2 separate regions of the Homo sapiens genome follow, and region 2 is linked to region 1. The links are chromatin loops, found by intact Hi-C in ENCODE. Cell type or tissue: ovary. All regions are shown on one strand. Each heading gives the region's core, and the rest is flanking DNA. Links, peaks and the distances in the headings are about the cores only. Region 1 has its middle 11 kb from the start of SIGLEC14. Region 2 holds the start of SIGLEC8 (sialic acid binding Ig like lectin 8).

The links. Peaks named below come from ENCODE experiments on the same cell type or tissue, not always from the same donor. Only the 100,000 strongest peaks of a DNase experiment are listed, where the experiment ranks them.
Region 2: it touches region 1 in a loop (3-fold over the local background); 90 of 110 quality-filtered maps call a loop at or near these places.

Annotation. Positions count from the first base shown.
Region 1 is chr19:51,651,712-51,663,361 of GRCh38, reverse strand. No RefSeq gene overlaps it. Among named protein-coding and RNA genes, the nearest start is that of SIGLEC14, 11 kb to the right of the region's middle. RefSeq lists an enhancer at 6,144-6,253. In ovary, for the core only: CTCF peaks have their summits at 2,162 (motif pointing right) and 6,242 (motif pointing right); DNase peaks (open chromatin) are centred at 2,181 and 6,231; H3K4me3 peaks cover 309 bases.
Region 2 is chr19:51,455,981-51,467,630 of GRCh38, reverse strand. It overlaps SIGLEC8 (sialic acid binding Ig like lectin 8), which reads left to right and starts at 9,177. Exons shown (of 7, transcript NM_014442.3): 1 at 9,177-9,697; 2 at 9,892-10,170; 3 at 10,400-10,447. The coding sequence starts at 9,244. It also overlaps the pseudogene SIGLEC25P. RefSeq lists an enhancer at 3,666-4,414. In ovary, for the core only: no CTCF peak of the experiment used is centred there; a DNase peak (open chromatin) is centred at 5,720.

The DNA.
Region 1 (11,650 bases), core at 1,646-9,645:
GTAATCCCAGCTACTTGGGAGGCTGAAGCAGGAGAATCGCTGAACCTGAGAGGCGGAGTTTGCAGTGAGCCAAGATCATGCTACTGCATTCCAGCTTGGGTGACAGAGTGAGACTCCATCTCAAAAAAAAAAGAAGAAGAATGAGGAGGAGGAGAAGAAGAGGAAGAAGAAGAACGAGCAGGAGGAGGAAGAGAAGAAGTAGTTTTGAATATATATATATATATTTGGATTATAGATATAGATGTATATAATTTTTTTTGAGATGATGTCTCACCATGTTGTCTAGGCTGGTCTCGAACTTCTGGCCTCAAGTGATCCGCCCACTTTGGCTCCCCAAAATGCTGGGATTACAGGCGTGAGCCACTATGCCCAGCCTCTGGGTATATTTTGAATGTAGAACTGAGAGGATTTCTGACTGGATGCAGGGTGTAAGAGAAGGAAGAGTGATAAAAAAGACTCCAAGATCCTTGGTCTGAGCAGCTGGAAAATGGAGTTAACATTTACTGAGATGAGGAAGAATGTAGGAGGAGCAGGCTTGGAGTGGGTGTCCAGAGTAAGGTTTGGACACGATGAATTTGAGACGCAGAGTACATATCCAAACAGGCAATTAAATGTATGGATCTAAAGCTGCAAACTGAAGACTAGAATGAAGATGTATATTTGGGACTTATCAATGTTTGATAGTATTTAAAACCTTTGGACTGGATGAGATTGCTTTGGGAATGAGTGAAGATGCCAAAGAGTAGTGATCGTAGGACTACGTCCTGGGGTGGCGGGCAACATAATGTTTTACATAGAAGCATTTAACTGCTTTTGGCTTTGTAGATTAGGTAGACAGGTAGGTAAATATAATATATATATAAATCTAAGATTAAATATAATATATGTAAATCTAAGATTATAAATATGTAATTTTAGATTAAGCAAATAATCTTATATAAGGGAATTTTGGGGGAAAAGTTACTATATTTTATGACATGCCCTTTCGACATCTAACAAAATGATATCATAGTCTCTTTTAATCTATACACAATTTATTTTAATAGATTTTCTAATATCCAATCATCTCATTATTCTTAGGTAATATCCATTTTAACATGGCTTATTTATTTGTTTGTTTATTTATTTTTAAAGAGATATGAGTTTTTGTGTGTGTGTGCGTTTTAGCCTCCAAGACCTCAGAAAGACATGTGGTCTCGCTGTGTCACCCAGGCTGGAGTGCAGTGGCCCCAGCATAGCTCACTGCAGCCTTGAACTCCTGGGCTCAAGCAATCCTCTGACCTTAGCCTTCCGAGTAGCTGGGACTGTAGGCTGTGCCTCCACATTCAGCTGGTATTTTAAAAAAAATTACTGGAGGTTTTTATCGCTAAATTCCAAATATTTGGAATTTCCATGTCAATATTCATAGGGAGATTTGTCTATATACTTTTCCTTTTCTGTATTACCTTGTTAGGTTTTCATGTTATGTGATGCTCGCTCTGTACAAACAATTGTGAAGCTCTTTATTTTTCTCTTTCGTTTACATTATATCAGAATTGTCTGTTGATAGCTTGAAATAATTTAATATGATCCTGTCTGTGTATATTAAAATTGTCAATTGATTTAATACGTCTCTCCTTGAGAATATTTTTTTGTAATTTACATGTTCCTGAAAAATCATCAATTTATCCCGAGTTTTCTAGTTATTAGCAAGAAGTTAAATGAAGAATTCTCCTGATAATCTGACTCCTTCGGAGAACCTTCCCTTTCATTACTTCATTCTTTGATTCTTTCCCTTTCATCCTGTGCGATTTTCCTGAACTTGGACTCTGAACCACTGGCTTTTGTTTTCTGTGTGCCAAGTATTATATTTCACGCCTCTAATTCAATTTTATTTTTTCATCGTCATCATCTCCTTAATTATTTCTGCTAGATTTTCTCATTTTATTTTTATTCTGTTCTCTTACCATTGCTTATTATAATTTTACCAGAAAATTTAATTTCCTTATTAGCAGCAAGCTGCTAATCTACCATCTCTTTTGTTTCATACTATTAATTAAAATAATTTTTCAATTATTTTTATGCTATATTGTTTTTCTACTTTATTACTTGTTATTAAACTGTGTTGGCAGAGGGAGCTGGAGCATCTCAACTGGAGCTCTCCATCTCTCCGCAAGTTTCCTCTGAACAAGTGGACCTTGTCCAGCAGGGGGCACAATTGGACGTGGATTGGCTCCCGGACTCTGCTTGAGAGGGATCCACCGTGAGAAATGAAGTTAGAGAGTAAACCCTTGGCTAGAGGAATTGTTTTTTTCTTGAGAGGGGTGGGGGGGCGGGGGGGGTCTCACTATATTGTCAAGGCTGGTCTCGAACTCCTAGGCTCAAGCGATCCTGCTGCCTCAGCCTCCCAAAGCGCTGGGATTACAGGCTTGAGCCACTGCACCCAGCCTGGCTAGAGGAATATATACATATACATATACATATACATATACATATACATATACATATACATATACATATACATATACATATACACACACACACACACACACACACACACACACACACACACACACATATATATATTGAGACAGGGTCTCGCTCTGTGGCCCAGACTGGAGTGCAGTGGCGCGATCTCGGCTCACTGCAACCTCTGCCTCCCAGGTTCAAGCAATTTCAGCTAGACGAATTTTTATTTAATGGCTCAGTGCATCTGTTTTCCCAGGAATTACACAGTCGAGTCCCTACAAGAGAAAAGCAGGTATAGAAAATAAGTAGGACTGGGGTAAGATAAATAATGGGAGTGGGACATGGTGGCTTCTACCTGTAATCCCAGGGCTTTGGGAGACCGAGGCGGGAGGATCACTTGAGCCCAGGAGTTTGAGACCTGCCTGGGCAATACAGTGAGACCCCACTTCTACAAAAAATAAAAAAATTAGCCAGGCATGGTGGCACACACCAGTGGTCCCAACTACTCAAGAGGCTGAGGCGGACGGATCACTTGAGCCCAGGAGTTGGAGACTATAGTGAGCTATGATCGTGCCACCACACTCCAGCCTGGGAGACAAGAGCAAGACCTTGTCTCAAATGACAACAACAACAACAAAAAGATAAACAATGGGGCAAGATATTGACAAAGCTTTGTCAGTCTACTTGTTTTGGCCTCAGCTCAGGGGAGACCATAGCCCTTGGTGGGGAATGCAGCATAGTAAAGAGGGGCAGCTCCTGCTTCCCTGGGCTAATTGCTGTTACGTGGGCATGCAAGATAGTCAGTTATTTCAAGAGAAGTTAGGCATTCAGATTACTGGGAGAGAGCTCCAAATTTTAAACTGTGATCCATGAATTAAAAATATTTTTTAAATGGCTGGGCGCTGTGGTGGCTCACACCTGTAATTCCAGCTCTTTGGGAGGCTAAGGCAGGAAGATCGCTTGAGTCCAGGAGTTAGCTGCAATGAGCTGTGCTCGTGCCACTGCACTACAGCCTGGGCAACAGAGCGAGACTGTTTCTTAAAATAAAAAAATTAAAACACTATGTATACATTGAATACAACTATGAACTAGAATTTTATTGGTGAATGGTACTGAAGTTACTGTATTTATGTGGCATGGACTTCCAGTTATACTGAATAGTGAAAATTGAACACTTTTTCCCTAAGATCAAGAAAAACAAGGATATCTGTTATTACCACTTTATGCAACATTGTAATAAAACTACTAGCGGGTTCAATGAAGCAGGAAGAATAAGAGGCACAGTGATTGGGAAGGAAGAAGCAAAATATAATTGTTTTCAATGACAAGATAACGTACATAGAAAATCCAAAATATCCTCTAATTGGATATAACTATGAGAATTTAGCGGAGCAGCTGCATCCAAAGTCAACATACAGAAATCACTTCTATATCTCTGGTAGCAACTATCAGAAAATTAAACTTAAGATACAGTATCTTTTAAAATAGCACCTCAAATCACAGTATTCTTAAAAGTGAAACTAACAAAATGGTTCCAAGACCACTACACTGAAAGCTGGAGCACATTGTTGAGAGGAATTAACATCCTGAATAATGGCAAGCTACACCATGCTGATGAGTTAGAACATTTGATAATTTTTTTTAATTTTTATTTAATTTTTTATTTTTTGAGACGGAGCCTTGCTCCGTCGCCAGGCTGGAGTGCAGTGGCATGATCTCGGCTGACTGCAACCTCCACCTTCCAGGTTCAAGCAATCCTCCTGCCTCAGCCTCCCGAGTAGCTGGGACTACAGGCATGTGCCACCACGCTTAGCTAATTTTTGTATTTTTAGTAGAAACAGGGTTTCACCATGTTGGCCAGGCTGGTCTCGAACTCTTGACCTCAAGTGATCCACCCGCCTTGGCCTCCCAAAGTGCTGGGATTACAGGTGTGAGCCCCCGTGCCTGATCAGAACATCTGATAATTTAAAGAAGTCAATTCTTCCCCAAATCAGGAGCCCAGGTGCTGGGGCCTGGGAGTGCACAGTGCTTTTCCTTCCTAGACCCATCTTGTTACTGGGGGTCCTGGTCACCCTAGAAAGGGGACTGTTTCCTGTTCCAAGTCATGAAGCTAATATGTGAAACCAACAGTGAGTATTGAGCAGTGCAGGCTTCATTCAACAGCTACAGGATTGGGGAAGTGGGAGCTGGGCTTACAAATCAACTTCTCAGCTCCTGAGAACTGGGAAGTTACAGATATAGGGTATCATTCTTGAAGGGGCTGAACGTTAAGAGCAAGGGGAGGAATATTCGTGCTTTGTCTTGGGAAGGGATGAAGATTTTCTTTTTCTTTTTTTTTTTTTTTTTGAGACGGAGTCTCACTCTGTCGCCAGGCTGGAGTGCAGTGGCACAGTCTAGGCTCACTGCAACCTCTGCCTCCCAGGTTCAAACGATTCCTCAGCCTCAGCCTCCTGAGTAGCTGGGACTACAGGTGCGTGCCACCACGCCCAGCTAATTTTTGTATTTTTAGTAGAGACAGGATTTCACCATGTTGGCCAGGATGGTCTCGATCTCTAGACCTCGTGATCCTCCCGCCTCAGCCTCTCAAAGTGCTGGGATTACAGGTATGAGCCACTGCGCCCAGCCCTGCTGCCTGTCTTTTAAGGACCCTTGCAATTACATTGAAGGTCCACTTAGGTAATTCAAAATGATCTCCCCATCTTGAGAATCTTAATCACACCATCAAAGTCTCTCTTGCCACAGGTCACATTCACAGGTTCTAGGAATTAGGGTCTGTATAGCTTTGCAAGTCATTATTAAACACGCTGCGATTAAATATCCGTCTTTTAGGGGACCTGTGCCTCTGGGTTATGGCATTCACAAGTGATTCTCAGCTTCTCTCCATTCATTTCAGGTGAGACAGGAAGTCTAGAATGTGCCGTGCTGGATTCAGGAGAAAATCTCCTCCTCCTCGTTCCTCCTTCTCCTTCTTTTTTTTGAGATGGGGTTTCTTGCCATGCTGACCGGGCTGGTCTTGAACTCCTGGCCTCCAGTGTTCCTCTCAACTCAGCCTCCCAAAGTGCTAGGATTACAGGCACGAGCCACCATGCCCGGCCAGGAGAAATCCCTTCTTCCAGGTGGGAGAAGGTACCAATAAATTCTTTATCCCTGGAGAATAGGCCTGTGTTGGGGAGAATGCTCTGGGTATACTTAACAACAGTTACTCTTCCTTCTCCCTACCAGGGCTATGGGCTAGGGGGCCTTTCTGGGCTCTTCACTGGTAGAGTTACTGGAGGTAAAATCCACGAAAGTGTGGGGACTCCTAAGACTGACACCTGTAGAAATTTATCATTCTTGAGCTAATTGTTACCCAGCCTGCAGCAACTTGTCAGAATTACCATGCAAATGTCTTCACCAGTTAGTGACTCCAGCAGCTTCTGCCCTGTGTAAATGGATCTCATTAGTAACTCTCTGGATTTGCCAGTGTCTCCAGACTTGGGGATGGTAATTCACTGTGTTACTGCAGTTCTTTAGACGTGTCTAAGAAAAGCTGTTGATTCTCAGTTTGTTCAGCCTTTTCTTGTTGTAAGAACAAAAGTGACAACTTCGAAGTTCTTCTCATGTCCGAGCAGAGACAAGAAGTCTTATTCTATTTTATTTTCCTTCTTCTTCTTCTTTTTTTTTTTTTGTTGTACATTTCCGTTGGAGGCTTGGCCTTGCGCATTAATACTTTGGGAATGTGTCTCTTCAAGTTTAACGTCTGTAATGTGCCAAAAATGCTGAGCTCACTGGGTCCAGCAGGGGGAGCCCTTGGGCTTTGGTTTCCTTTTCTTTCTCAAGGGAGCTTGACCTCTGCTGATGAGCCAAAAAGAGAGACATCCGATATCTTTTGTTTGGTAGGTCCAGTGCCCCTGAATCAAACCTCTGCATGGTCAAGGCAGTTACGGCAAATGAGGGAAGTGGATTTGTGTAAGGAAAACAACTGGGCAAGTATTCCGACAAATCGCACCTGGACTTTGGCTTTAGTAGAGGGAGATGATAGCACATGGTGGGGAGTGCGTCAAAGTAAAGGTGATTGGTTCTTGCTCAGCCTCGGCTGATCGCTACATGTGAGGATACCACATCTTCCTATTTTCCAAGAAAGTCGGGGCTTTCATGTCAGTGTGAGATTGTCTTCCAATTTTTTCTTTTTCTTTTTCTTTTCTTTCTTTCTTTTCTTTCTTTCCTTTCTTTCTTTCTTTTTCTTTCTTTCTTTCTTTCTTTTCTTTCCTTCTTTCTTTTCTTTCTTTCTTTCTTTTTCTTTTCTTTCCTTCTTTCTTTTCTTTCTTTCTTTCTTTCTTTCTTTCTTTCTTTCTTTCTTTCTTTCTTTCCTTTCCTTCTTTCTTTTCTTTCTTTCTTTTTTTTTTTTTTTTGAGACAAAGTGTCGCTCTGTCTCCCAGGCTGGAATGCAGTGGCATGCTCACTGCCTACCAAATAGCTGGATTTACAGGCGTGTGCCACCACACATGGCTATTTTTGTATTTTTAGTAGAGACGGGGTTTCGCCATGTGGGCCAGACTGGTCTTGAACTGCTGACCTCAGATGATCCGCCCACCTCGGCTCCCAAAGTGCTGGGATTACAGGCATGAGCCACTGTGCCCGGCCCAATATTTTAGTGGTGTAAATTAGTTAAATATTTCCAAACCATCCCAGTCAAACAAAATGCGAAGAGGAGCCAGACCCTGCCTGCTCACTGGAAGCCAAGTCAAGGGGAGAGGGACTTTTCTTTTCTTTTTTTTTTTTTGAGATGGAATTTCACTCTTGTTGCCCAGGCTGGACTGCAGTGGTGCGATCTTGGCTCACTGCAACCTCTGTCTCCCAGGTTCAAGCGATTCTTCTGCCTCAGCCTCCCAAATAGCTGGGATTATAGGCATGCACCACCACGCTTGGCTAATTTTTTTTTTTTTTTGAGATGGAGTCTTGCTCTGTCACCCGGGCTAGAGTGCAGTGGCGCGGTCTCGGCTCACTGTAAGCTCTGCCTCCCGGGTTCATGCCATTCTCCTGCCTCAGCCTCCCGCGTAGCTGGGACTACAGGCACCCGCCACCACACCTGGCTAATTTTTTGTATTTTTAGTAGAGACGGAGTTTCACCATGTTAGCCAGGATGGTCTCGATCTCCTGACCTCATGATCCGCCCGCCTTGGCCTCCCAAAGTGTAATTTTGTATTTTTAGTGGAGACGGGGTTTCACCATGTTGGTCAGGCTGGTCTCGAACTCTTGTCCTCAAGTGATCCACCTGCCTCAGGAGAGAGACTCTTTACAGGTGCCTGGTGTCTTCTTCAGCCTTGATGCCACCACTGTTCAAACATGTATCCCATCCTTCCTGTGGTCTATACCTATGCTAGTTGGAGTCCTTCATCATTTCCTGTCCATACTTCAGCTTCACAACATTGTTTCACATTCTCAGACGCGGGCCGGGGGAGGGGGGTGGGGAGGTTCTGCCTTTGTTCTCAGTTCCCCTTCCCTACCTTCAATGATGTCCACATGATGGTGATACCAAACTGATATCCTCAAGGATTTTTGCATTGTGCAGGGTGCAAACCAGAGATCCCCCAATGCTGCACCCTTCCAGGATTTTAAAGTCTAAAGGAAATAAATGGAACCCAAGCCACAGAAGTACAGTGAATCCCAAACTTCCCACCCTGTACATTATTTGGGAAGATTACGGTAGATAACGGTATTCTCCTAATTGTCATTTGCACAGTGCTGTTCTTTCCTCCTGACATGGGAACAAACACTTCCTTCTTGCATTCCTCGGTCCTCTTAATCCAGTGATATTGTGTAAAACATACAGAAAGTTTGGGGAAAGCAGTAGTGAATGGTCCCAAAAGACGTGTCAAAAATGCTGAGCTCACCAGGTCCAGTAGGCAGAGCCCTAACAGAGCAACCTACATGGGACATTAATCTCCACCATCCATCTCCACGCCACAGAACCTGGTACCGGCTGTATGTCTGCTGTCACCAGGCTGCTGGGGTCCCATCTATCAAAAGAGAACACCAGCTCATGTCCCCACCACTTCCATTGCCATCAAGACCAGGACATTTGCTGTCTTTTCTCTCTCAGCCACAATCTTAGGATTCACATTATTCTATTATGCAGAGAAAATTTAGCCTGTTCTTCAGCTCACCCTCCAGGCTAGTCCTGGGCTTACTGTTTAGACACCCAAAAAGGTGATCGATTTGTTTTGAAAAACAAGTATATAGGTCTTCTCCCTGAAATAAATTTTGTATCTCTTTTTGAATGTGGAAAATTGCTCTCCTACCCTGTGAGAGCCTGAATATACATGCAGAAATGGCCAGATCATATATAAAACTAGAACTCTGACTCCTAATTTGCAGCAACCAGCTGTGAAAAGCCAGCCCATCATCCACAGTCACCAGCTCAGGAAGCCAGGCTACTCTCTATAAACCAGACTTGTCTCTGGTAACCTGTCCAGGAAGCTAAACAATAATCCCTGTAACGATTGGCCCTAAATTGGCCTGGGACTTGATTAATAACTGACAGCTTCCCTAATTTCTGTCCCCACTTTCTACTTAGGACCAAATCAGAGAAAGTGGATATGGTTTCTTAACCCAATCATGTAGGATTACCTGCTTCTAGCTGGCTCACCTACAGCTTCCCCAGGCCAATAGCCTCCAATCAGGACACACCTGAAGTTTTCTCTTTTCCCCACTATGAAGCTCTCCCACTCCACTGCCTGCCTGTGAGTCTCTGCCAGAACACAAATAATGGTGGCTGACTCTCTTGTCATAGCAAGAACTGAATACATAGCCTTTCCTTGTTCTCATTTAGTTGTTCTTTATTTTTACAACTGGTTTTGATTATTTTAATTATTAATTAATAAATTAATTAATTTTGGAGACAGGGTTGCATCTCTCTCTGTCGTCCAGGCTGGAATGTAGTGGCATGATCATAGCTCACTGCAGCCTTGACCTCTGGCCTCAAGCAATCCTCCTGCCTCAGCCTCCTGAGTAGCTGCAACTACATGCATGCACCACTACACCTGGCTAATTTTGTATTTTTTAATTTTAATTTTTAGTTTAATTTTTAAGTTTTTAAATTTTTGTGGATACATAGTAGGTGTATATATTTCTGGGTTACACAAGATATTTTGATACAGGCATGCAACATGTAACAATCACATCAAGGTAAATGAAGTATCCATCACCTCATGCATTTATCCTTTGTGTTATAAACAATCCAATTATACTTTTTAAGTTATTTTAAAATATACAATTAAATTATTTTTGACTATAATCACCCTGTGGTGCTATCAAATATGAGGTCTCATTTCATCTTTCCAATTTTTTTGTACCCATTAACCATCCCCACCTTCTCCCCTCCCCCATGCCCTCTATCCTCCCCAGTCTCTGGTAACCCATCCTTCCACTCTCTATCTCCATGAGTTCAATTGTTTTAATTCTTAGTTTCCTCCAATAAGTGAGACCATGCAAAGTTTGTCTTTCAGTGCTTGGTTTATTTCACTCAACATAGTGACCTCCAGTTCCATCCATGGTTATTGCAAATGACAGGATCTCATTCTTTTTCATGGCTGAATAGTACTCCCTTGTGTATAAGCACCACATTTTCTTTATCCATTCATCTGTTGGCGGATATTTAGGTTGCTTTCAAGTCTTGGCTTTTGTGAACAGTGCTACAATAAACTTGGGAGTGCAGATATCTCTTCCGTATACTGATTTCCTTCCTTTTGGGTATATGCCCAGCAGTGGGATTGCTAGATCATATGGTAGCTCTATTTTTAATTTTTTGAGGAATTTCAAAATTGTTCTTCACAGTGGCTATATTAACTTACCTTCCCGCCAACAGTGTACAAGGATTCCCTTTTCTCTACACCCTTGCCAGAATTTGTTATTGCCTGTCTTTTGGATATAAGCCATTTTAACTGGGATGAGATGACATCTCATTGTAATTTTGATTTGTATTTCTCTGATTATCAATGATGCCAAGTACCTTTTCATATACCTGTTTGCCATTTGTATGTCTTCTATTGAGAAATATCTGTTGAGATCTTTTGCCCAGTTTTTGGTTGGATTATTAGATTTTGTCCTAGAGTTGTTTGAGCTCCTTACGTATTCTGGTTATTAATCCTCATTTGTAAATTTTTTGTAGAGACAGGGTCTCATTACATTGCCCAGGCTGATCTTGAACTCCTAGGCTCAAGCAATCCTCCCACCTTAGCCTTCAGAACAGTTAGGACTATAGGCACATGCCACCAGGCCTGGTAATTGACTTTATGTTGATGGCTGTCACAGAGGGTCTTGTTATAAGGGAGGGGCACATGTCAGGATCTTTCCCAAAAGTCATGGAAGGGTTGTGAACTCTGAAATTGAGATCAAGTCTCACAGGGAGGCTTTTGGCAGCTTCAGGGTCTGACGCAGAGTAGCTGAGGGGAAGTGGAACACAGTGGCTAGGGGAGAGGTTATATCAGGCAGAACTCTTTGGGGTGCAAGCAAGATCAATCTAGCTCAAATGGGCCTATTGGGAAATAAAAGCCAAGCATTGGCCCACTTAGCCGAAAAGTTCTGAAGTACACCGGCTTCAGGCACAGCAGGTTCCAGAATTGGTTGATGTCTCTAAAATCCTTTTTTGTCGTTTGTTAACCCTAGAGTTCTTCCTTCCTCTGTTGACTTTGTTCTCAGGCAGCTGCAGGCTTACATTTCTTCCACCCAGGGATGCCGGGAGAAACTGAACAGCTATTTTTCCTGAAGGTGTGGCAAAAATCCTGGAACTTGGATCTTTAGAGGCAATTGGACACGGGCTTGTTCTTAAAATTGGCCGCAGCATTGTTGGTGATGAGCTATGTCAATTGGACAGTGCTCCCTGCACAATTCACAGACTCCCCGCTGAAGTGAGGGATGGGGCTGATAGTGGTAGTTCTCCAAAGGAAAATAAAATAGGGCTATGGGTGAAGAACTGGGTTGTGGGCAGTCAACAAATAAGCAAGCAAACAAATAATAACACCACTGCATAGGAGATCAGAGCCATTGGAGACCTCTGCCTTTCCCTCAAACTTGGAAAACCCAAAAGTGTAGAGGAGGAAGTGAAGATGAGGGCAAGTCTGCCAAGGGTTACAAGATTTGTACATTGGACTCAGCATTGGAGCTGGAGATCTGACACCAAGAGCGTGGTGTTGTGTTCATATTTCCACATCAACTCAGATAC
Region 2 (11,650 bases), core at 1,625-9,624, 200 kb after region 1:
TCCCTAATGAGTGTTCTTGGCATTTTTGTAAAAATCAGTTGGCAGTGGATAACATGAATTAATTTATGGGTTCTCTATTATGTTCCATTTGCCTGTGTACTGGTTTTTATGCCAGTATCATGCGTCTGGGTTGCCACAGCTTTGTGGTATATTTTGAAGTCTGATCGTGTGATGCCTCCAGCTTTGTTCTTTTTGCTCAGGATTGCTTTGGATATTCAGGTCTTTTGCAGTTCCATACAAATTTTAAGACTTTTTTCTATTTCTGTGAAGAATGTCATTGATATTTTCATAGAGATCACATTGAATCTGTAGATTACTTTGAATGGCATGGTCATTTTAACAATATTAATTCTACTCCATTTGTTTGTATCCTGCTCAGTTTCTTCCATCAGTGTTTTGTAGCTTTCCTTGCAGAGCTCGTTCACCTCTTTGATTAAACATGTTCCTAAGTATTTCATTGCTTATAGGTATTGTAAATGGGATGCTTTCTTGATTTCTTTATTAGCTAATTTTTTGTTGGCGTATAGCAACACTACTCATTTTTGTATGTTGATTTTGTATCCTGCAAATTTGCTGAATTCGTTTATCAATGCTAAGAGTTTTTTGGTAGTCTTTAGGTTTTTCTATAGGTAAGATCATGTTTATCTGCAAACAGAGACAATTTGACTTCCTCCTTCCAAATCCGGATGATCCTTGTTGTTTTGGTTTTTGTTTTTCCTCTTGTGTAATTGCACTGGCTGGAACTTTCAGTACTATGTTGAATAAGAGTGGTGAGAGTGGATATATTTGTCTTGTTCCACTTCTTAGAGGAAAAGCTTCCTACACTACTCCATTTACTATGATGTTAGCTATGGGTTTTTCTATGTGGTCTTTTTGGGGTTGAGTTACTTTACTTTCATAACTAATTTATTGAGAGATTTTATCATGAAAGAATGTTGAATTTTATCAGACCCATTTTCTACAACAATTGAGATGATCTTATAGGTTTCGTCCTTCATTCTGTTGACATAATGTATCATGTTTATTGATTTACATATGTTGAACCATCCTTAACATTCCTGGGATAAATCCCATTTGATTATGGTACATTATCTTTTTGGTGTTTTGCTGGATTTGGTTTGTTAGTATTTTTTTGGAGATTTCTATGTCTATATTTATCAGGGTTATTTGCCCGTAGTTTTTCTTTTGTGTTGTGTCCTTGTCTATTTTTGGTATCAGGATTATGCTGGCCTCACAGAAGGATATAGGACAAGTTCCCTCTGCTTCAATTTTTCTTGAACATTTTGAGAAGAATTTATGTTAATTCTTTAAATGTTCACTAGAAATCAGCAGGGAAGCCATCTAGTCCTGTTCTTTCTTTGTTGGGAGGTTTATTACTGATTCAATCTTGTTGCATGTCATTGATATGTTCAGGTTTTCTGTTTCTTCCTGTTTCAATCTTAGCAGATTCTATATGTCGAGGAATTTATCAGTTTCTTCTAGGTCTTCAAATTTATTGGCATATAGTTCATATATTCTTTCATGATCTTTTGTATTTCTGTGGTATCCGTTGTGACATCTTTTTCATTTCTGATTTTATTTATTTTCGTCTTCCCTCTTTTTTTCCTAGTTACTCTAGCTGATGGCTTGTTGGTTTTGTTTACCTTTTAAAAAATCCAACTTCGTGTTTTGTTGATCTTTTGTATTATTTTGTCTCAATTTGATTTGTGCTCTGTTCTTTATTATTTCTTTCTTTCTTTTCTTTTTTTTTTTTTTTGTGAGACAGAGTTTTGCTCTTGTTGCCCAGGCTAAAGTGTCATGGTGCAATCTTGGCTCACCGCAACCTCTGCCTCCTGGGTTTAAGCAATTCTCCTGCCTCAGTCTCCCGAGTAGTTGGGATTACAGGTATGCGCCACCACACCCAGCTAATTCTGTATTTTTAGTAGAGGTGGGGTTTCTCCAAGTTGGTCAGGCTGGTCTCAAACTCCCGACCTCAGGTGATCTACCCTCCTCAGCCTCCCAAAGTGCTGGGATTACAGGCATGAGCCACCGCGCCCGGCCCTATTATTTCTTTTTTTCTACTAATTTTGGGTTTGCTTTGTTCTTGCTTTTCTAGTTTCTTGAGATGCATTGTTGTTTATTTGAAATCTTTCTAGTCTTTCCTGTAAACATTTATTGCTATAAACTTACCTCTTAATACTTAATTTTCTCTGTCCTATAGTTTTTGGCATGTTGTGTTTCTATTTTAATTTGTTCAATGAATTTTTAAATTTCAATTTTAGCTTTGTTCTTCACTCATTGGTTGTTCAGAAGCATGTCGTTTAATTTTAATATATTTGTGTAGTTTCTAATGTTCCTCTTGTTACTGGTTTTGAGTTGTTTTCAACTATAGTCAGGTAAGATACTTGACATTTTGATAAACGATGCTCTGTTATTGGGTGCATATACATTTAACGTATACACGTCTTTAACAAACTGATAGAAGCCAGATACATAAATATTGTGTGAGTCAATTTATATGAAGCTCCAGAATAGAAAAAACTAATAGATAGTGATGAGAATCACGTAAGTGATGGCTGCAAGTGAAACACTGACTGGGATAGAAAATAAGAAAGCGCCAGGCGCGGTGGCTCACGCCTGTAATCCCACCACTTTGGGAGGCCGAGGCGGGTGGATCACGAGGTCAGGAGATCGAGACCATCCTGGCTAACAAGGTGAAACCCCGTCTCTACTAAAAAATACAAAAATTAGCCAGGCGTGGTGGCGGGCGCCTGTAGTCCCAGCTACTCGGGAGGCTGAGGCAGGAGAATGGCGTGAACCCGGGAGGCAGAGCTGGCAGTGAGCCGAGATCGCGCCACTGCACTCCAGCCTGGGCGACAGAGCGAGACTCCGTCTCAAAAAAAAAAAAAAAAAAAAAAAGAAAAGAAAGAAAATAAGAAAGCTTGGAGGGATGAAAAAAAGATTCCCTATCTTGATTGAGGACATAGTTACAGGGTGTTTACATTTGCCAAAACTAATTTAACTGTATGCTTACAATGTGTGCTTTTTATTATACGTAAGGTATGTCTTCATAAAGTTTATATGAAGTTAACGCTGTAGTAGATGGGAAAAATGCAATATAATCGTGATGAAGAGTAATGACTTTGGGTTGATATGGGCCCTTTCTCTCTCTGTCTCTCTTTTTCTCGATGAAATCGGCTTTATTTTCTCACACTTTACCCACTGCACACTTTCGAAACACTTCTTGCTACTCAACAATATTTTTGTGGCCGCCGCACTAGGATACAGGCGCACTGCGGGCAGAATTTTGGCCGTTTTTTTCTCGCCGCTGTTTCCCCCACGGCCTTTGGCTGCGCCCTGCTCGCTGCTCTGGGATGAACTTGCCTTTCAGGCAGCCCTGCCCATCTCTCACCTCCCAGCTCACCTGTCCCACCTGCCCGCGGATCCTCACCCTCTCCGCTGGGCTCCCACAGCCCCGTCCTCCCCGCTGGCTCAGCCCGGACCCCGCCAGGCTGTGCCCGCCTCTGTCTCCCCTGCCCGTGGCCGGTGCCCCTCCAGGCTCCGCCTCGCCCAGCCCAGACGCCCAGGCGGCTCCGCCCCATAGATGGGAGGCAACTGCCCAGGGTGCAGGGGCAGCGAGGGGCTGCGGCTGAGAGCCCTGCCCGGTCCTGGGGAGGGAGGGAGAGTGTGGGTGGAGGGGGCAGCCCTGCAGATGTCAGAGACAGGGCGGCAGCAGCACAGGTTTCCTCTGGTGAGGAGCCCTTCCCTTCCCTTTTCTCCTTCCATCCTCTGAGCATCCCATGTTACAGGCTGTCCCAGACCCCTGTGGGACTCTGCATCCACCGCGGTCCACACCGGGCTGTGCTCACAGGAACACATCGAATCCTCTCGACCACTCCATGGACTCTCTTGCCAGGGCCGCCTTGAGAAAGGAACACAGACCGAGTGGCTTCACCAACGCCTTTGTTTTCCCACCCTTCTGGAGGCTGGAAGTCTGAGACCAAGCTGTGGTCAGCGTTGCTTCCTTCTGAGGCCTCTCGGTGGCTTGCGGGTGGCATCTTCTCCCTGTGTCCCACGTGGTCTTTCTCCCGAGTATGTCGCTGTCCTAATCACACCTTTTTTTTTTTTTTTTTTTTTTTTTTGAGACAGAGCCTCACTCTGTCGCCCAGGCTGGAGTGCAGTGGCACCATTTTGGCTCACGGCAGCCACCGTCTCCCGGGTTCAAGCAATTCTTCCGCCTCAGCATCTGGAGTAGCTGGGATTACAGGCACATGCCACCACGTCTGGATAATTTTTGTATTTTTAGTAGAGACGGGGTTTCACCATGCTGGTCAAGCTGGTCTCCAACTCCTGACCTCAAGTCATCTGCCCGTGTCGGTCTCCGGAAGTGCTGGGATTACAGGCCTGAGCCACCACACTCCACCCCTAATCACCCCTTCTAATAAAGACACAGCTCATGTAGGATGAGAGCTAACAACTTCATTTTAACTTAGTCACCTTTTTATAAGTCCTCGTCTCCAAATATGGTCACTTTCTGAGGTGCTGGGGGTTAGGACTTCAGCATAGGAATTTGTAGGGGACACAGTTCATCCCTGACACCCCGTAAGTGTTGACATCCGACGATGCACAGTGCAGGTAAGCCCCCTCCCAAGACAGCACCGTGGGTTTTACAGAGCCCAGCTCAAGCCAGCAGCCATCCAGCTACAGAGCCTGTACCCCTGAACTCTCTCTGTGAGGCCTCAGCTGAGGAAGCCCCAGAGCAGTGTGGACCACCAGGAGCTCCTTACTGAGGGCAGGACTCCGAGTGACCCCTGAGAATGGTTAGGGCCAGACACGTGGATGCTTCGGGCCTGCCCAGGGACACAGAGCATGTTGGCCATGCCTGAGTCTGCAGAGAACGTCGCCTCCTCGAGCTGGGTTCTCCCTCAGGCTGAGGGGTGGGTGCTGTGATCCCTCCAGGGGACAGATGAGGAGACTGAGACTTGGAGGGAGAGGGCCCAGGACCCTCACACTCCAGAGCCAGGGCCTCCCCTAGCATCTTGGGCTCAGCCTTGCTCCCCATGCTGGGCTCACAGGGCCTCGGCTGTGCAGTCACCACCAGGCATGCTGGGCAGGGGGCACTGAGAAGGTTAGGAAGGCTGGGGACCACCTGTGGGGCCGCATGCTCACAGCACCTCAGAGTCCTGGTCCCGTCCACTCTGCCCGAGTATACCTGAGACCGCACCTTCTAGCTGCACAGGGCCCTCGGGGTTCCACAAGCCCTGCCTGTGTTTCAAGCATCACAGCCCTTACTAACAGGAGCTGGGGTGGCCCAGGGCTCCTCTGCCCCCTCGTTCATTAGGGAACTTCCCAAGGAAGGAGACAGAGTCTGTCACACTCTCCCCTTTGCCTCCATCCCCCTGAAAGGAGGAGATGCTCCTGATGTGGTGATTGTGCTCATTCATTAAACATCACCTCTCCCGCCTCGGGGGACCCCTCCCCATCTCTCATGCCTCGTGGTTCCTCCGCCAGCCCCTCCTGAGTCCCAGCTCTGGCAGGACTGACCCTCCCGAGCACCTAGAAGCTGTAATGGACAGGCAGTGCCTGCTTCCCTGGTGTGGACAGTGCTGTGGGAGGGAAAGGCTGTGGGCAGAGAGCCTGCAGCTGTGGGTCGGGGCCTCCCTGCTGTGTGTGGCCCACACTGAAGACCCATCCGGAGAGTAGAAATGGCCACTCCCCAGGAGCCCTGACAGCTCTGGCAGTGTCGGGGCCAAGGTCCTCTTTTGTGGTCAGTTATTTTTCTGATCTTACCCCCAGGCTTCCTGTGGGGCCCTTCTAGGGCCCTGCGACACCAAGGCTCACCCTAAAGAAGCTCACGCTGCAATAGCTGCTGCCCCTGCTGTGGGCAGGAGAATGGGCCTCAGGGAGAGGAACCATGGGGCTGGGCTGGGCTGACCCTCATTTCCCCACAGGGGATCTGGCTCAGGATATGAGATCCCGGCAGGAAGCCCCAGAGTTGGTGCAGGTGCAGGAGGGTTTCTGTGACTACGCACTGCTCCATCTTCCACCCCTGTGGGTACCTGTCTGACTCCAGCCCTGTCCAAGGCTACTGTCCCAGAAAGGGGACATTTCCATCAGGATCCTCAAGTGGCTGGAAGCAATCTAGTTGGAAAAGAGCAGGAGGAGACCCAGAGCCAATTCCACCTGCTTCAGACCCCAGGCCAGCACCTGCTTTCTGGACGTCAGAGACACACAGAGGCGAGATGCAGGGACAGACCTCTTTAGGGAGAAAAGGGAGATCTATGTGAATGTAATTACAGAAATGCTCTATGTGCATGTGAAGGGTAAGGAATGAGGTTATGAAAGGACACACGAATGGGGGTTCCCAGGGCAGTGAAGCTGACACATCAAATTAACTGTCACACTGCCCAAGGAGGCAGTGCTCAGCTCATACACAGAAACACACAGGTACACACAGACACTCCCTCTCCCTCACACACAGGGTCTCTCTCTCTCTGTCTCTCTCTCTCTCTCAATCACACACACACACACACACACACACACACACACACACACACCCAAGCATTGGGCATTCTGGGTACTGAGATGCGCTGTGTCCTTCCCTTTGCCCTGGGAAGCTGGGTCTCCCCTGAAAAGGTGAATGGCGCTAGTTGTCAGGTCAAAGAGACCCTGGGACATCGTCTTAGGATGAGAGAACTATTTGGGATGCCATTTTATGGATCCCTTGCCTGTCACTGTATGTGTCTCTCTGGGCCACCTGTGTCCATGTGGGTCACCAATCCCCATGTCAGGATTCAATGATTCTCTGCTCCCTAAGGCATAGCCCGTGGTGTCCCACACGCCCTCCTTGCCGTCCAGCAGGTGAACAAGTGAGCGGCTATCGTGTCTCCCTATGAGATGGGCCAGTGGTCAGCGTCAATATGTGAGAGCTGCAACAGCTCCTGCCCCTACACGGACCCCTCAGGGCTGCTGCTCCAACTTCCCCCTTCCCTTGTGGTGAACTTTGTCCAGGAAGCAAACAGGGAAGGGGATTCTGGGAATTGTAGTTCCAGCCTGGCTAAGTTGCTGGAGAGCAAGGCCTGCACAGGAGTCTTCACTGAAGGCTTCAATTACCACTTGGGGACCATGGAAAAGACCTGTGCCATGGCTCGGCCCTTCTGACTATTGAGATACTGCAGCTGTCTCTACTGGGCAAGGATAGGAGGCCCAGGAGGGGGAAATGGCTGCAGAATGAGATACCAGCTACAAATGCAAGCATTGGTGATGGGGGTGGGAGTCGGCTATGCACACCCAAGCCCTGCACCTTCCCTTCTCAATTATCACAGCCGAATGATCTACTCCAGGTTATAAGTAATGAGGGGAAGATAGGAGACGGGCAGATCCATGAAGCTGAGTGGAAGAAAGTAGAGTTTGATTTTCTGTGTATACAAAGTCTTCAGAAAAACGTGCAAAAGCTTAGTAAATGCAGCCTGCTCAGATAATAAAACTATATAGAAAAGCATTGAGGCAATTTGCACCAAAGTGAGGCTAGGGGATCGTTTGGGAGGGAGTGGGGTGTGGCCAATAAGAAGGAGAAACAAATGAGCAGCGCTGGGGACTTTGTCAATGTGCCATTTCTAGGAGGGGGCTCGTTGTATGTAAATCACTGAGGTCTTCTTTGGGGGTTGTTTTTATCTATATTTCTTATATTTACCCCCCAAAAAATGTTTCAAGAAAATTGACCTGAGTCTAAGGAGGCTCCGCCTCCCAGGATCCCCCTTAACTTCTTCCCAGCCCCCAGCCACACAGTTTAAAATAATCTGTTGAGGCCAGGCACGGTGGCTCACACCTGTAATCCCAGCACTTTGGGAGGCTGAGGTGGGTGGATCATGAGGTCAGGAGATCCAGACCATCCTGGTCGACATGGTGAAACCCCGGCTCTACTAAAAATACAAAAATTAGCTGGATGTGGTGGCGTATGCCTGTAATCCTAGCTACTTGGGAGGCTGAGGCAGGAGAATCGCTTGAACCAGGGAGTCAGAGGTTGCAGTGAGCCGGGATCGCGCCACTGCACTCCAGCCTGGCGACAGAGAGAGACTCCGTCTCAAATAATAATAATAATAATAATAATAATAATCATCATCATCATCATCATCATCATCATCATCTGTTGAATTCAGGTGCACATTTCTTCTCTCAAGAAATCCTGCCCATCGCTGAAGGTGCACACCCCAGGGCTGGTGTCCTCGTTCCATGACACCTGTTCACCTGGACCCCTGGAAGCAGAGCCTGCAGGAGCAAAGCCCCAGGGCTGACAGACCCCGCCTGCTGTGCAGTAACCAGGGGAAGTGTGGCTGAGTAAGATACGGGTGGTGAAGAAACCCATTCTGATACCCAGATAGCTGCAACAAAGGGAGAAGTGTGTGCCCTTTTCAAATTGACCCTTTCCCTTCTGACATTTCTCCCTTCCAAACCCCACAGTACAACAGTTACAGCCTCAGTTTCCCAGGCCTCCTGCGAGCCAGGCTTCCCCCCGCCCCCCGTCCTTCGTGTGTATCAACATGCAGAATCCTCACCTCCACAGCCCCGTGTCCCTCTGCTCAGGCCTCCTGAGACTGAACCCCTGACCTAGGGGAGAACGACCCCACCTTGCCTGTGCCCCCCACTGAAGCTCCCGTCCTGGGGAGCTCAGACGTCAGGAGCCTCCGTGTCTCCCCTCTGCACAGTGACTCCTTGAGGACAGTGTCTGGCTCTGCTCTGTTGACCTCGTTGTGTAAAGAGGAGGTGCCCACTTCGTTGCTGCTGAGAGAGGGAGGAGAGGCTGCCTGCTCACCTCACCTGCACCCCAGTCTCTCATGGCCCTGAGTTCCACCTTTGGCTGGTATGACCTCCACAAACAGTGACAGCCCCGGGGGTGATTCAGGGGTCTGGCCAGATGGGACCCAATTTCACCTTGCAGAAAATGTTACCCAAATGGAAGGGCAAGTCCGGGAAGCAAGAAAGAGGTTGGGCCCTGCATAGGGTGGGAATCTGGATGAGTTTCTCACCCTCTCTGGCCTCAGGGTTCCCAGGAGTGGAAATGGGGTGGTGGACAGTGGATCTCCCAGGACTGACCCGGCCCTGACAGTGTCTGTGTGTGAAGTTCCTCCTCTGAGGAGGTCACTTTTCTGACTTCACCCCCAACCTCCTGCGGGACCTCCCCTAAGTCTTGAGACCTCAGTTTCTGAGAGAAGAACCCTGAGGAACAGACGTTCCCTGGCGGCCCTGGCGCCTTCAAACCCAGACATGCTGCTGCTGCTGCTGCTGCTGCCCCTGCTCTGGGGGACAAAGGGGATGGAGGGAGACAGACAATATGGGGATGGTTACTTGCTGCAAGTGCAGGAGCTGGTGACGGTGCAGGAGGGCCTGTGTGTCCATGTGCCCTGCTCCTTCTCCTACCCCCAGGATGGCTGGACTGACTCTGACCCAGTTCATGGCTACTGGTTCCGGGCAGGAGACAGACCATACCAAGACGCTCCAGTGGCCACAAACAACCCAGACAGAGAAGTGCAGGCAGAGACCCAGGGCCGATTCCAACTCCTTGGGGACATTTGGAGCAACGACTGCTCCCTGAGCATCAGAGACGCCAGGAAGAGGGATAAGGGGTCATATTTCTTTCGGCTAGAGAGAGGAAGCATGAAATGGAGTTACAAATCACAGTTGAATTACAAAACTAAGCAGCTGTCTGTGTTTGTGACAGGTAAGGCACGGGCTCCAGCACAGGCCACAGGGGAAGGTCATGAGGGGCTGAAAGGCAGGGCTGGGATGGGGCCTGGGAGGGGGTTGGGATTGAAATAAGTCGGTCTCCGGGGAGGAGCTGGACCAGAGCTTGAGCTTCCTCCAGGGCTGCACCTGAAATACCTCCTCCTGATCCTGTGTCCCCATCTTCACCAGCCCTGACCCATAGGCCTGACATCCTCATCCTAGGGACCCTAGAGTCTGGCCACTCCAGGAACCTGACCTGCTCTGTGCCCTGGGCCTGTAAGCAGGGGACACCCCCCATGATCTCCTGGATTGGGGCCTCCGTGTCCTCCCCGGGCCCCACTACTGCCCGCTCCTCAGTGCTCACCCTTACCCCAAAGCCCCAGGACCACGGCACCAGCCTCACCTGTCAGGTGACCTTGCCTGGGACAGGTGTGACCACGACCAGTACCGTCCGCCTCGATGTGTCCTGTGAGTGCTGGACCAAGATGCCCAGGTCCCTCATGGGTTGGGAGGTGTTCCTGAGGGCAGGGGATGGGGTTCAAGCCTGGACACTGGGTTCTGGGTCCCAGAATCTGGGCTGGGAGTGGGGTCAGGAGAATGCCGACTCCATTTTCCCTGTATTTGCAGCTCCTGGGAAGACAGGGCCAATGTCCCCAGTCCTTATAGTAATGTGGGTCTTCATGTCTTTCTGTCCCAGACCCTCCTTGGAACTTGACCATGACTGTCTTCCAAGGAGATGCCACAGGTAGGACAGAGCCCCCTCCCTGGGGTTGGGGGAGCAGGGCCTTCAGCTCAGGATGGGGCTGGGTCTCTCCTCATCCTGGAATCACTTTGGGAAACAGAGCTGCCACTGTGCGTGAGCCCAGGGCACAAGAGCCCACATCTCCAGCCCGCGTGACCATCTGAGCCCCTGTCCCCATCCTGTCCCTGCTCCCCTTAGACTCCTCCACACACCCCTTCCTTGGCCCCACAGCAAGGACAGGGTGACATTCACACAGCTGGATCAGACTCCCAATTTTTTTGGTTTTTGTTCGTTTTTATTTTGGGACCAGACTTTCAAGTTTCTTGTCAGGCATCTCCTGAATACTTCCTCTGTCTGATCTTTCTGTTTTCCCAGTAGTTTCGATCTAAGTACTTCTGCCCAGATGATACAGTCACATGGGCAGAAATTCAAAATGCACAGCAAAGTCTGTCCTCCAGTGCCCATCCCCCTCCACGGAACTGACCAGCGTCCGTCCAGGCTGCCCTGAGTCTTGGTTTGTGCACCTGGAGGATCTCAGAGGTGGTTTGACATCGTAGTGAGACTGTCCACCCCGTCCTCTAGGACCGTGTGTGATTTCACTGCACAGATGGACTCTGACTTTGTGGCATCCCTTAAGGAAAATCATGGCACAAATATCCTTCCGCAGAAACTGTGCAGTGGATAGTCTTGTATCTACTTCCACAGGAATATCTAAGTGTATGGGATAAATTCCTAAAAGCAAAATATACCAGTGTCGTATGTTGTTTCTAATTTTGAAAGATGCAGTGAAGTTGTTCTCAATTAAAAGTGGACAAGTTTACATTCCCAGCACTGAGTGTGCGTTTTCCTGCACTTCAGTCTATGTCTGTGTGTCAGTCCCTCTCACTAGTCTCTTTCTGTGTCCTTCCTCTTTCTCTGGATCCATTTGTCTCTCTGACCCTCTGTCTCCTTTTATTATTATTATTATTATTATACTTTAAGTTTTAGGATACATGTGCACAACGTGCAGGTTTGTTACATATGTATACATGTGCCATGTTGGTGTGCTGCCCCCAGTAACTTGTCATTTAGCATTAGGTATATCTCCTAATGCTATCCCTCCCCCCACCCCACAACAGTCCCCGGTGTGTGATGTTCCCCTTCCTGTGTCCATGTGTTCTCATTGTTCAGTTCCCACTTATGAGTGAGAACATGCGGTGTTTGTTT